Regions from separate parts of the Homo sapiens genome. Here region 2 is linked to region 1. A link is an interaction called in ENCODE POLR2A ChIA-PET data of the cell type or tissue named here. Cell type or tissue: OCI-LY7. All regions are shown on one strand. Links, peaks and the distances in the headings refer to the core of each region. The heading gives the core; the rest is flanking DNA.

Region 1 (5,218 bases), core at 1,731-4,230:
GACGGCGCTACGACTCTAAGGTTTTAAGCAGTGATCCCAGCAGGTTAACTGGGGCAGTAAGTGCTGTCTTTCTCGGGGAGGGAGGGAGTTCAGCTCCAAAGGCGGCCTGGTTCGCAGGCTCCTTTCCCTAAGATCCTTTAGAAATCGTTCCCATCCCAGAAAGGAAGCTGGGGCGCAGCTGTGAGCGCCCCCCTCTCCCCCCGCCTGCCCCCACCCCCTCTGAGCTCCCCGCTTTGCTCTGAAAAAAACCAAAAGCATCTCTCGATGCTGGGGTTTCTTCACATAAAGTGATTACCACGTGTCAGAAATAAACTGCAGTCCCCTTTGGAGAACAGTGAGGTTGGATCAAAAAGGAGAACTATTTCAAAACATGCTGCCAGCTCGTCTTTTCAAAAATTTTTCTTTTTTTTTTTTTTTTTTGGATGTGGGGAGGAGGATTTCAAAAACAAAAAAAAGTAAGTCAGTATCTTCTCACAACTGCAGCTGATTTCCTGTGTAAACGAAAACCATGTGATATTCCATAAATGCTTCCAGCTCTAAATTACAGGAAATGAAAACCATCATGGAAAAGGAAAGCTTTCAGAATAAATCCCCACTTCGGATCCCGCCGCGGCGAAGCTGCGCTGGGCCGCCCGCACACACCTGCGGGTCCCCGAGCTCGCCCGGGCGCCCCCGCCACCGTCCCCAGAGCGCGCAGGGAGCGGGGCGCGCGATCACACCCTCCGCGCTGCGCCCGACCACTCGGGCTTTCAATTAGGAGCCAAGCTGAGAAAAGTAGGCTTTTCTTTATGCACGCCTCGCCGAGGTCAGGTTACGACCTCTCAACCGTCTTCAATCGGCGGTGGCATCCATATTCATGAAGGCTAATTAACTCTGAAAGGCTCGGCGGGGCTGGCCCTCCCCGGGCCGCCCAGCGCCGCCCCCCGCGGTGCAGGGGTGGGTGAGTGGGGGCCCCGAGCCCAGTACCCTCTCCTCCCTCCCCCGACAACCCGCCAGGCATCTTCCCAGGGCCGCCCGGCCTCCGCAGCTGCTCCTGGGCCGGACTCCCGAGCACGCACTTGTGCGCGGGGACACGGGGTCCCAGGGCGCGGGGACCAGTCAGGCGAGGAGAATTAGCTGCGTCATTTGTCGCCATCCTAGCAACTCGAGCTTACTTCTCCCGATAGCTCCCTCCTGGCCGCTGCTCCCAGGGGCCGAATGTGGGAAAGGGATGCTAATTCCAAGTGAGAGTTCATGCTTGGGGTTTCAGGCAGCCTTGCAGATGGGCGGCCCTGGGACCTAGGTTATAGCCCCAAGCCAATGGACTGTGGGGGCGCGCGGGGAAGTCACTCCACCTCTCTGGGCTCTTTGCGTTTGCTCTGAGATGACAAGAGGCTGTTAGGCTGGAGAAACTCCTTTCCACTTAGTGAAACGTCCCAAGAGGTCTCTCCTGCGGCCTTATTTCCCCAGCTCTGCATGAGAATTTTTAGGTTTCCCAGTTCTGCAGGAGCCAGCAGGTTCTGAGGTTCCCAAGGGGTGGCAACTTGTAGGGTAACCTTTTCTACTTCTTCCTGTATCCATCAAGGTCCTTACATTTTAGATTTTACAAACGGACTTGAACTAGTTTAAGCAAACTAGAAAATTCTGTTTTGTGGATAGAGACTTTGCTCATGGACCCATGGGCCTGAGATACCTCCAGGCTCAGAAAGTTCTTCCTCCTTCTTTCACCTTTTCTTCTATATTCCTGCTGCTTTGTTTTTATTGGCCGACTGACTGCCTCAAGGCCTGTTTCTCAGTCCACATAGGACAGAAGATGGTCCTGCCACTGTTTATCAGTTTACATCTGCTCTATTCAACAGGGGAGTCCAGCCTGAAACTGCATCTCCAGAATTCAGGCACAAAATTCAGTTTACATCTGCTCTATTCAACAGGGGAGCCCAGCCTGAAACTGCATCTCCAGAATTCAGGCACAAAATATGGGGCTGGCCCAGCTTAGATCACATGCCCAGCTCTGGTCCAGCCAATTGAGAGCAGAGGGCCAGCCACATGGTACTCACTGCCACCATGGGACTGCCCTGTGGGTAGGGGATGAATCAGGGGTGAGCTGGCCAGAAATGGCTAAGAGCATCTTCTGCATGAACTCAAGCCTGATTTCAAGTGGGTGCAAGGTAATTTCTTTCAGAGACAGATAGCTCTCTGGGCTCCTGACCCAGAGTTGGCTTCACCTTTTTTATTTCTTTTGTTTCTTTTCAGAGATGGGCTCTCACTCTGTCGCCCAGGCTGGAGTGCAGTAGTGCAATCCACAGCCTCAAACTCCTGGGCTCAAGGGATCCTGCAGCCTCAGCCTGCAGAGTAGCTGGGACTACAGATGCGTGCCACCACATTCAGCTATTTTTTATTTTCATTTTTTGTGGAGATGAGGTCTTACATTGTTGCCAGGCTGGAGTGCAGTAATGTGATCAGAGCTCACTGCAGCCTCAAACTTCTGAGCTCAAGTGATTCTCCAGCCTCAGCCTCCTGAGTAGCTGGGGCTACAGTTGGGCACTAACCACACATGGCTAATTTAAAACAATTCTTTTAGCAGTGGGGTCTCGCTGTGTTGTCCAGGCTGGTCTTGAATGCCTGTCCTCAAGCGATCCTCCCACCTTGGCCTCCCAAAATGCTGGGATTACAAGTGTAAGCCACCACACCTGACCATGGCTTCACCTAATAAGAAAGAGGAGGGGACAGAATTCCCAGTGCAGAATTCAGGGGCACCAGGAAGAACATACCTGACCTCCCTGTACTTCTTAGCAGGGAGCCAGGGATGAAGTCAGAGGCCCACCATGACCAGAGAAGCAGACAGAGAGCCCACTCTCCATCAGAGACACTTCTGTGGCTGGGCCTGCCTATGGTGATGGGATTGCCACACTAGGGCTCCTGCTGGGTCCCCTCCATCCTGCACTAAGATGAGAGGTCTAAGGCAAGCCCTGTGCCGCCCATTCTGGGGGAACCATGGCCTACCTGCAGATGCAACTACCAAATCAACACATTAGACCGAGTCGGGAAGTGAAATACTCAGAGTTCTTAATCCTAAAAAAAGGAAATCTGCTTTAGCTAGTCCATCAGAAAACGGATTTCAGTGTACTAGTCAAGATGCGCTAACCCTACAACAACTGCAAACTCAGAGTGGCTTAAGACAATAAGAGGTTTATTCCTTGTTCATGTCGCCATGCAGGCTAGTGATCCAAGAGCCCAGGCTCCTGTCTTCTCATGGCTCCAGGGCTCTTGTCATCTCCCAGCGGATCCTCTGCGCCTTGCTAGGCGATAAGAGTGTGGGTGATTGTGAGAGGCTTTAGGGACCAGGCATGGATGTCTGTCGCTTCTCTCCACGCTCCATTAGTTGGGACTCAGTCGTGTGGCCACGCCTAAGGGCAAGGAAGGCTGGGAAAGGCAGTTCAGCTCTGTGTGTGCCTGACAACGGGGACAAAATGGGACTGGTGAGCCCTGAGCCATTCTCTTGGGAGATCAGAGCAAGCTCACAGAGTCATGGGCAGCCAGGAGTCAGAGTTGAAGCTAAACGTCCGGGAGCGATCCCTAAATCCCGCCACAGAACTTGCTGAGGAAACAGCAGTGGTTTCTGCCACTCATAAGCACAAAATGCCACAAATCTGCTTCATCACAAATGCCACATCTGCTAGATCTAATGGGACATGACCTTGCACTGTCTGGGAAACAGCATAAAAGCCAATGTCTCTGCCGTGGCTCAAAACAGAAAATTAATGCACCAGGCAGATTCCCTCCTGCACCTTTTTTCCCTTCAGGTTATTAATTTCCAAATTGAAGTCTTGCACAGGAGCATATGAAAGATAGACTTAGGTCACAAGACTTCTTCTTTCCTGCAAGGGATCCTGGGATTTTGAGTTCTCACTTTTACTCTGGGAAGGTGGGACTCATATTGTGAGCTTGTCCTGTAGTCAGGTAATAGATGGCATCTATGAGCAAGACAAATGTCCCCCATTGGAGGTGAGCAAAGAGGGAGGCCCCTGGCTATTGCAGCTCTGGCTGGGCCTAGGTAAAATGGTGTTGAGGATGAGTTATAAACTATGTCCAAGCTTGCACAAGCAAAAGGCCAAGTGGCAGAAACATAGGTCCTTGGAGTCAGGAGGAAAAGTCAAAGGTTATCAGTCCAGTTCCCAACTTCACACAGGCATCCTGTCTACCAAAAGTGCCCTATGATGGGTCAGCCCCACTGAAACATTCACCGGGATGGGTGACTCAGCACTGCCTTACAAGGCAGCCTCGTGGATCACTTTTTGTTCTTAGGAGTTTCTTTTTTTAGGTGAAGCAGAAACCTGGCTTTCTAGAACCTCTACCTCTGGCCTGAGTTCTGTCCTGGGAAGCCACACAGAACGAATCTGCTTTTCATGTGTATGACAATTTTAATGTTCCACTCTTCTGTGGTTTTTCTCATCTTCTTGAGGCTGAACATCCCTTCTTCTCTACACTCTGTTCCTCACATGGTGATCTCTTAAGAGAGACCCATGGGCAGAGGGTAGAGGGACAGATCCCCAAATGGCAGTGCTGTAAATTTCACCACTCCCTGAAACAGTCTCAGAGGGGTGCATACACATCCCAATGTGATTGATGGGAAAATGGAGAAATCAAAGCAAGAGAAGAAATCCAGGGTCCAGATCAAGACTTGGAACCACTGTCCTCGAGTTTCTGCGGACGCCACTCCCATGAGATCTGTCCTCCCTGGGCCCATTTAATGCACCACCTATCCCTGTGCTGGGTCCCAAGCCTGGGGAGCTTCACATTGACACCTTCAACAGTTACTGCAAACAGTTACAGATGCTTCAGGTGGGACAGAGGTAAACAAGTCCTCTTGTAAGAGCCTCTAAGTTGTTGCTCTGAAGGTGAGTGTGGTGACAGTGGGGAAAGGGTTGTTTACCCTGAATTTTTCTGTTAGAAAAAAGAAGGAAATTTATGTCTCTTCATGAAATCCTACCTGTCATCTCTGCTGTGCTCAGCCTAACGGGTCCCCATGACAAAGGAAGGGAGCTCTTATCAAAGGAATCACTGGCGATTGTGTAGAGACGGTCTGGAAATGATGGCTATAATAGATATCCATTGTGGCCAAGTTCAAATGTGGATATTTCACAGGATGGCCCGACCATCTAGACCTTGGACTTAAATCATTGTTCATTCCAGAAGTCCTGGATCCTTTGCTGTTTCCAACTCTCTTAACTCACTGTTT
Region 2 (5,218 bases), core at 1,035-3,534, 1.1 Mb after region 1:
AGTGAGACCCTGTCTCAAATAAATAAATATAACTAAATAAATAACAAATGTTTGTGAGGATGTGGAGAAACTAAAACTCTTGTGCACTGCTGGTGGAAATGTAAAGTGGTACAGCCACTAGGGAAAATGGTATGGTAGTTCCTCAAGGAAACTGAAAATACAATTACCACATTATCCAGCAATTCCACTTCTGGGTATACACCCACAAGAATTGAAAGCAGAAAGTCAAACAGATATTTGTATATCCATGTTCACAGCAGCATTAATCACAATAGTCAAAAAGTGGAAGCAAACTAAATATCCATCAATGGACGAATAAACAAAATGTGATACATACATAAAATATTATTCAGCCTTAAAAAGGAAGGAAATTCTGACAGTACAATGTGAATGAACTCTGAAGACTATTTATGCTTAGGGAAATCGCCAGTCACAAAGGGCAAACATTATATGATTTCATGTATATAAGGTACCTAGAGTAGTCAAATTCATAAAGACAGAAAGCAGAATGGTGGTTACCAAGGGATGGAGAAAGACAGCAACAGGAAGTTACTGCTTAATGGGTATGGAGTTTCAGTTTAGAAAGATGAAAAAGTTCTGGAGATGAAGGGTGGTGATGGCTGGACAACAAAGTTAATTTATTTGATGCCACAGAACTGTGCACTCAAAAATGGTTAAAACAGTAAATTTCATGTTATATATATTTCACTAAAGACACTGTAGTATACAATTTAAATCACCTTATACCCATCTACTCAAAAGCCACAAGTAACTAAAATCCTCATGAAGCTCTTACAAATCCTCTTTAAAAGTAGATATAGGGCCAGGCGCGGTGGCTCACGCCTGTAATCCCAGCACTTTGGGAGGCTGAGGTGGGCGGATCACAAGGTCAGGAGATCAAGACCATCCTGGCTCCCACGGTGAAACCGTCTCTACTAAAAATGCAAAAAAATTAGCTGGGCATGGTGGTGGGTACCTGTAGTCCCAGCTACTCAGGAGGCTGAGGCAGGAGAATGGTGTGAACCAGGGAGGTGGAGCTTCCAGTGAGCCGAGATCGCACCACTGCACCTCCAGCCTGGGCAACACAGCAAGACTCCATTTCAAAAAAAAAAACAAAACCAAAAAAAACAAAAAACAAGTAAATATTGGCCAGGCACGGTGGCTCACGCCAGTCATCCCAGCACTTTGGGAGGATGAGGTGGGTGGATCACGAGGTAGGAGTTCAAGAACAGCCTGACCAACATGGTGAAACCCCATCTCTACTAAAAATACAAAAATTAGCTGGCCATGGTGGCATGCCTGTAATCCCAGCTACTCAAGGCAGGAGAATCGCTTGAACCTGGGAGGCGGAGGTTGCAGTGAGCCGAGATCGCGCAACTGCACTCCAGCCTGGGTGACAGAGCAAGACTCTGTCTCAAAAAAAAAAAAAAGTAAATACTAAAAAGCAAACAAACATTCAAACTCTTAGAAAACTGAAAATTAGCCGGGCGCAGTGGCTCACACCTGTAATCCCAGCACTCTGGGAGGCAGAGGTGGGCGGATCACAAGGTCGGCAGTTCCAGACCAGCCTGACCAACATGGTGAAACCTCACTCTACTAAAAATACAGAAATTAGCCAGGCGTGGTGGTGGGTGCCTGTAATCCCAGCTACTAGGGAGGCTGAGGCAGGAGAATCGCTTGAACCCAGGAGGCAGAGGTTGCAGTGAGCCAAGACTGCACCACTGCACTCCAGCCTAGGCGACAGAGTGAGACTCCGTCTCAAAAAAAAAAAAAAAAAAAAAAGAAAACTGAAAAGTAGCACTTACGCAGCATACAAATGATGAACTATTACCAATCCCTCAGCACATTTTGTCATCTACTGGAAAAAAAAAATCCACGATTTGTAAGTTTTATTCAAATTGATTTTAACAAGAATAAAAATCAATAATGTAAACTAAAGCCCAAATTAGGTATCACTACACATCAACTACAATAAAGTTTTTGTTTTTGTTTTTGTTTTAAAAAAGACAATAACAGTGCTGGCAAGTATTCCAGAAACTAGAGTATTTACATAGTGTTAGTGAGAGTGCTAAATAGCACAGCCAGTTTAGTAGTTTCTTACAAACCTAAGTTCCTGTATACCACATTCTCGGCCATGGAACAAGCCTCAATAAACTGAAAAGAACTGAAATTATGCAAAGTATGTTCTCCAATCACAATAAAATTAAATTAGAAACTCTCAAAAAGTATCTTAAAAACCCCAAAATTGTTTTTGGAATCTAAGCAACACACTTCTAAATGAGTCAGGAGTCAAAAGACAAAATCAGGCTGGACAAGGTGGCTCACGCGTGTAATCCCAGCTCTTTGGGAGTCGGAGGTGGGAGGATCACTTGAGGCCAAGAGTTCAAGACCAGCCTGGTGAGTTTTGAACTCCTGGTGAGACCCCGTCTCTACAAAAACTAAAAAAACTAGCCGGGCATGGTGATATGCACCTGTAGTCCCAGCTACTAAGGGAGGCTGAGGTAAGAGGATTACAGGAGCCCAGGAAGTCAAGGCTGCAGTTTGTGACACTGCACTTCAGCCTTGGTGAGAGTGAAACAACGTCTCAAAAAAAGAAAAAAGAAACCAAACAGGAAATGTGTACTGAATGAAAATGAAAACATGTAATTTCAAAATTTGTGGGATACAGCTGAAGTAGTGCTCAGACAAAACTTACAGCACTAAATGCCAGAAAAAACACAAAGTCTCACATCAATGACATAAGCTTCCACTCTAAGAAGGTAAAGAGGAGCAAATTAAATCCAAAGTTTGTAGAGGTCGGGCGCGGTAGCTCATGCCTGTAATCCCAGCACTTTGGGAGGCAGAGTCGGGCGGATAATGAGGTCAGGAGTTCGATACCAGCCTGACCAACATGGTGAAACCCCGTCTCTACCAAAAATACAAAAATGAGCTGGGCATGGTGGTGCATGCCTGTAATCCCAGCTACTGGGGAGGCTGAGGCAGGAGAATGGCTTGAACCCTGGGGACAGAGGTTGCAGTGAGCCGAGATTGTGCCACTGCATTCCAGCCTGGGTGACAGAGCAAGGCTCCATCTCAAAAAAAAAAAAAAAAAAAAAAAAAAAGTTTGTAGAAGAAAAGATATGAAAAAGATGAGAGCAGAAAGCAATAAAAAGAAAACAGAAAAATGTTAGAGAAAAATCAATGAAACCAGAGCCTGGTTCTTTAAGAGCAGTAAAACTGTCCAGGTGCAATGGCTCACACCTATAATCCCAGCACTTTGGGAAGCCAAGGCAGGCAGATCATCTGAGCTTAGAAGTTCAATGCCACCCTGGGCAACGTGGTGAAACCCCATATCTACCAAAAATACAAAAAATTAGCCGGGTGTGGTTGGCATGTGCCTGTGGTCCCAGCTACTCAGGAGGCTGAGGCTTGTGTCCAGGAGGCAAAGGCTGCAGCGAGCTGAGATCATGCCATTGCACTCCAGCCTGGGAGACAGAGCAAGACCCTGCCTCAAAAAAAAAAAAAAAAAAAAAAAAAAAAAAAAAAAAAAGCACAGATCAGTAAAACTGACAATCCTCTAGCCAAACTAATGGGAACAAAAGAGAAAAGAAACAAATTATCAAAAAGGTAACCAGAGACATAACTACAGATCCTGAAGACATCAAAAGGAAAATAGAAAATATTATGAACAACTTTATGCCAACAAACTCAACAATCCACATGAAGTAGACAAATTTTTTTTTTTTTTTTAAGAGACAGGGTCTTGCTCTGTTGCCCAGGCTGGAGTGCAGAAGCATAATCATAGCTCACTGCAGCCTCTAATTCCTGGGCTCAAGCAATCCTCCTAGCCTCAGCCTCCTGAATAGCTGGGACTACAGGTGCATGCTACCATGCCCTTCTAACAAATTTCTTGAAAGATACAAATAACCAAAGCTTGCTAAAGAATAAACAGATAACCTGAATACTCCTATATCTATTAAATAAACAGAATTTGTCTTTAAAAGCTTCCCACAAAGAAAACTGGCCCAGGCGGCTTCACTGGTGAATTTTACCAAAAACGTAAAGAAGTTACTACCAATTCTACATAAATCTCTCAAAAAAAAGTTGAAGCAGAGAGAAAACATCCCAACTCCATTCCACCAAAACCAAAGACATTATAAAAAAGAAAAAAATCATAGGTTAGGCAAGGTAGCTCACACCTGTAATTCCAGTGTTTTAGGAAGTCGAGACAAGAGGATCACTTGAGGTCAGGAGTTCAAAACCAACCTGGACAACATAGCACGAACCCGTCTCTACAAAAAAAGTTTACAAAATTAGCTGGGCATGGTGCCACACACCTGTAGTCACGGCTACTTGGGAGGCTAAAGTGGGAAGCCTGTTTGAGCCTGGGAGTTCGCGACTGCAGTGAACTGTGAACATGCCACTGTACTGCAGCCTGGGGTGACAGAGCAAGACCCTAACAGGAAAAAAAAAAAAAAAAAAAACAGGCAAAATATTTAAACAGACTTGTCCAAAGATCTATAGATGGTAAATAGGCTCATGAAAATATGCCCAACATCTTTAGCCATCAGGAAAATGCAAATTAAAACCAAAAAGAAAGAAATGTCACCACACATCTCACAGAATGGCTAAGTCAGGTCATACCAGTGTTTTTGAGAATGCAGGGCCAGTGGAACTCACACACAAAGCTGGTGAGGATGTAAAACTGAACCAGCATTTGAAATAAGTTTGGCAGATGCTTAAAATGTTAAATATGCATCTACCACATGATTCAGGGATTTTCCTCTTAGGTATTTACCAACAAAAATTAAAGCATATGTAGACACAAAGACAGTAGTTTCATCTGTAACAAAGAGAAACTCGCAAGTCAATCAACAATTGAATAAACTAATTGTGGTATATCCACACAATGGAATATCACTCAGCAATAAAAAGGAACGAACTGTTGATACACACAGCAAACTGGGTGAATCTCAAAATAATTTTCTTGAGTGAAGAAAAATCCAGACCAGAATCCATAGTACACGAGTCCATCTGCATAAAATTCTAGAAAATTGATTTCCTAGAATCAAACTAATTGATAGTGACAGAAAGCAGAGCAATAGTTGCCAAGGGACATGGGGAATGAATCACATAGGAGCTCAAGGAAATTTTTGATGGGTGAAAGAAATGTTCATTATCTTGAAAATGGTAGTGGCTTCACAGGTATATACATATGTCAAAACTCTTCAAATTGTAC

The links. Peaks named below come from ENCODE experiments on the same cell type or tissue, not always from the same donor. Only the 100,000 strongest peaks of a DNase experiment are listed, where the experiment ranks them.
Region 2: POLR2A ChIA-PET joins it to region 1 with 5 read pairs; 2 of 35 experiments call an interaction of 5 or more read pairs at or near these places.

What each region holds. Positions count from the first base shown.
Region 1 is chr10:30,784,309-30,789,526 of GRCh38, forward strand. No RefSeq gene overlaps it. Among named protein-coding and RNA genes, the nearest start is that of LINC02644, 64 kb to the left of the region's middle. RefSeq lists a silencer at 825-1,134. In OCI-LY7, for the core only: no CTCF peak of the experiment used is centred there; no DNase peak of the experiment used is centred there.
Region 2 is chr10:31,918,690-31,923,907 of GRCh38, forward strand. The region is part of intron 1 of ARHGAP12 (Rho GTPase activating protein 12); the gene reads right to left. It overlaps LOC107984219 (a long non-coding RNA gene), which reads left to right and starts at 4,163. Exons shown (of 3, transcript XR_001747415.2): 1 at 4,163-5,218. In OCI-LY7, for the core only: no CTCF peak of the experiment used is centred there; a DNase peak (open chromatin) is centred at 2,522; H3K27ac peaks cover 497 bases.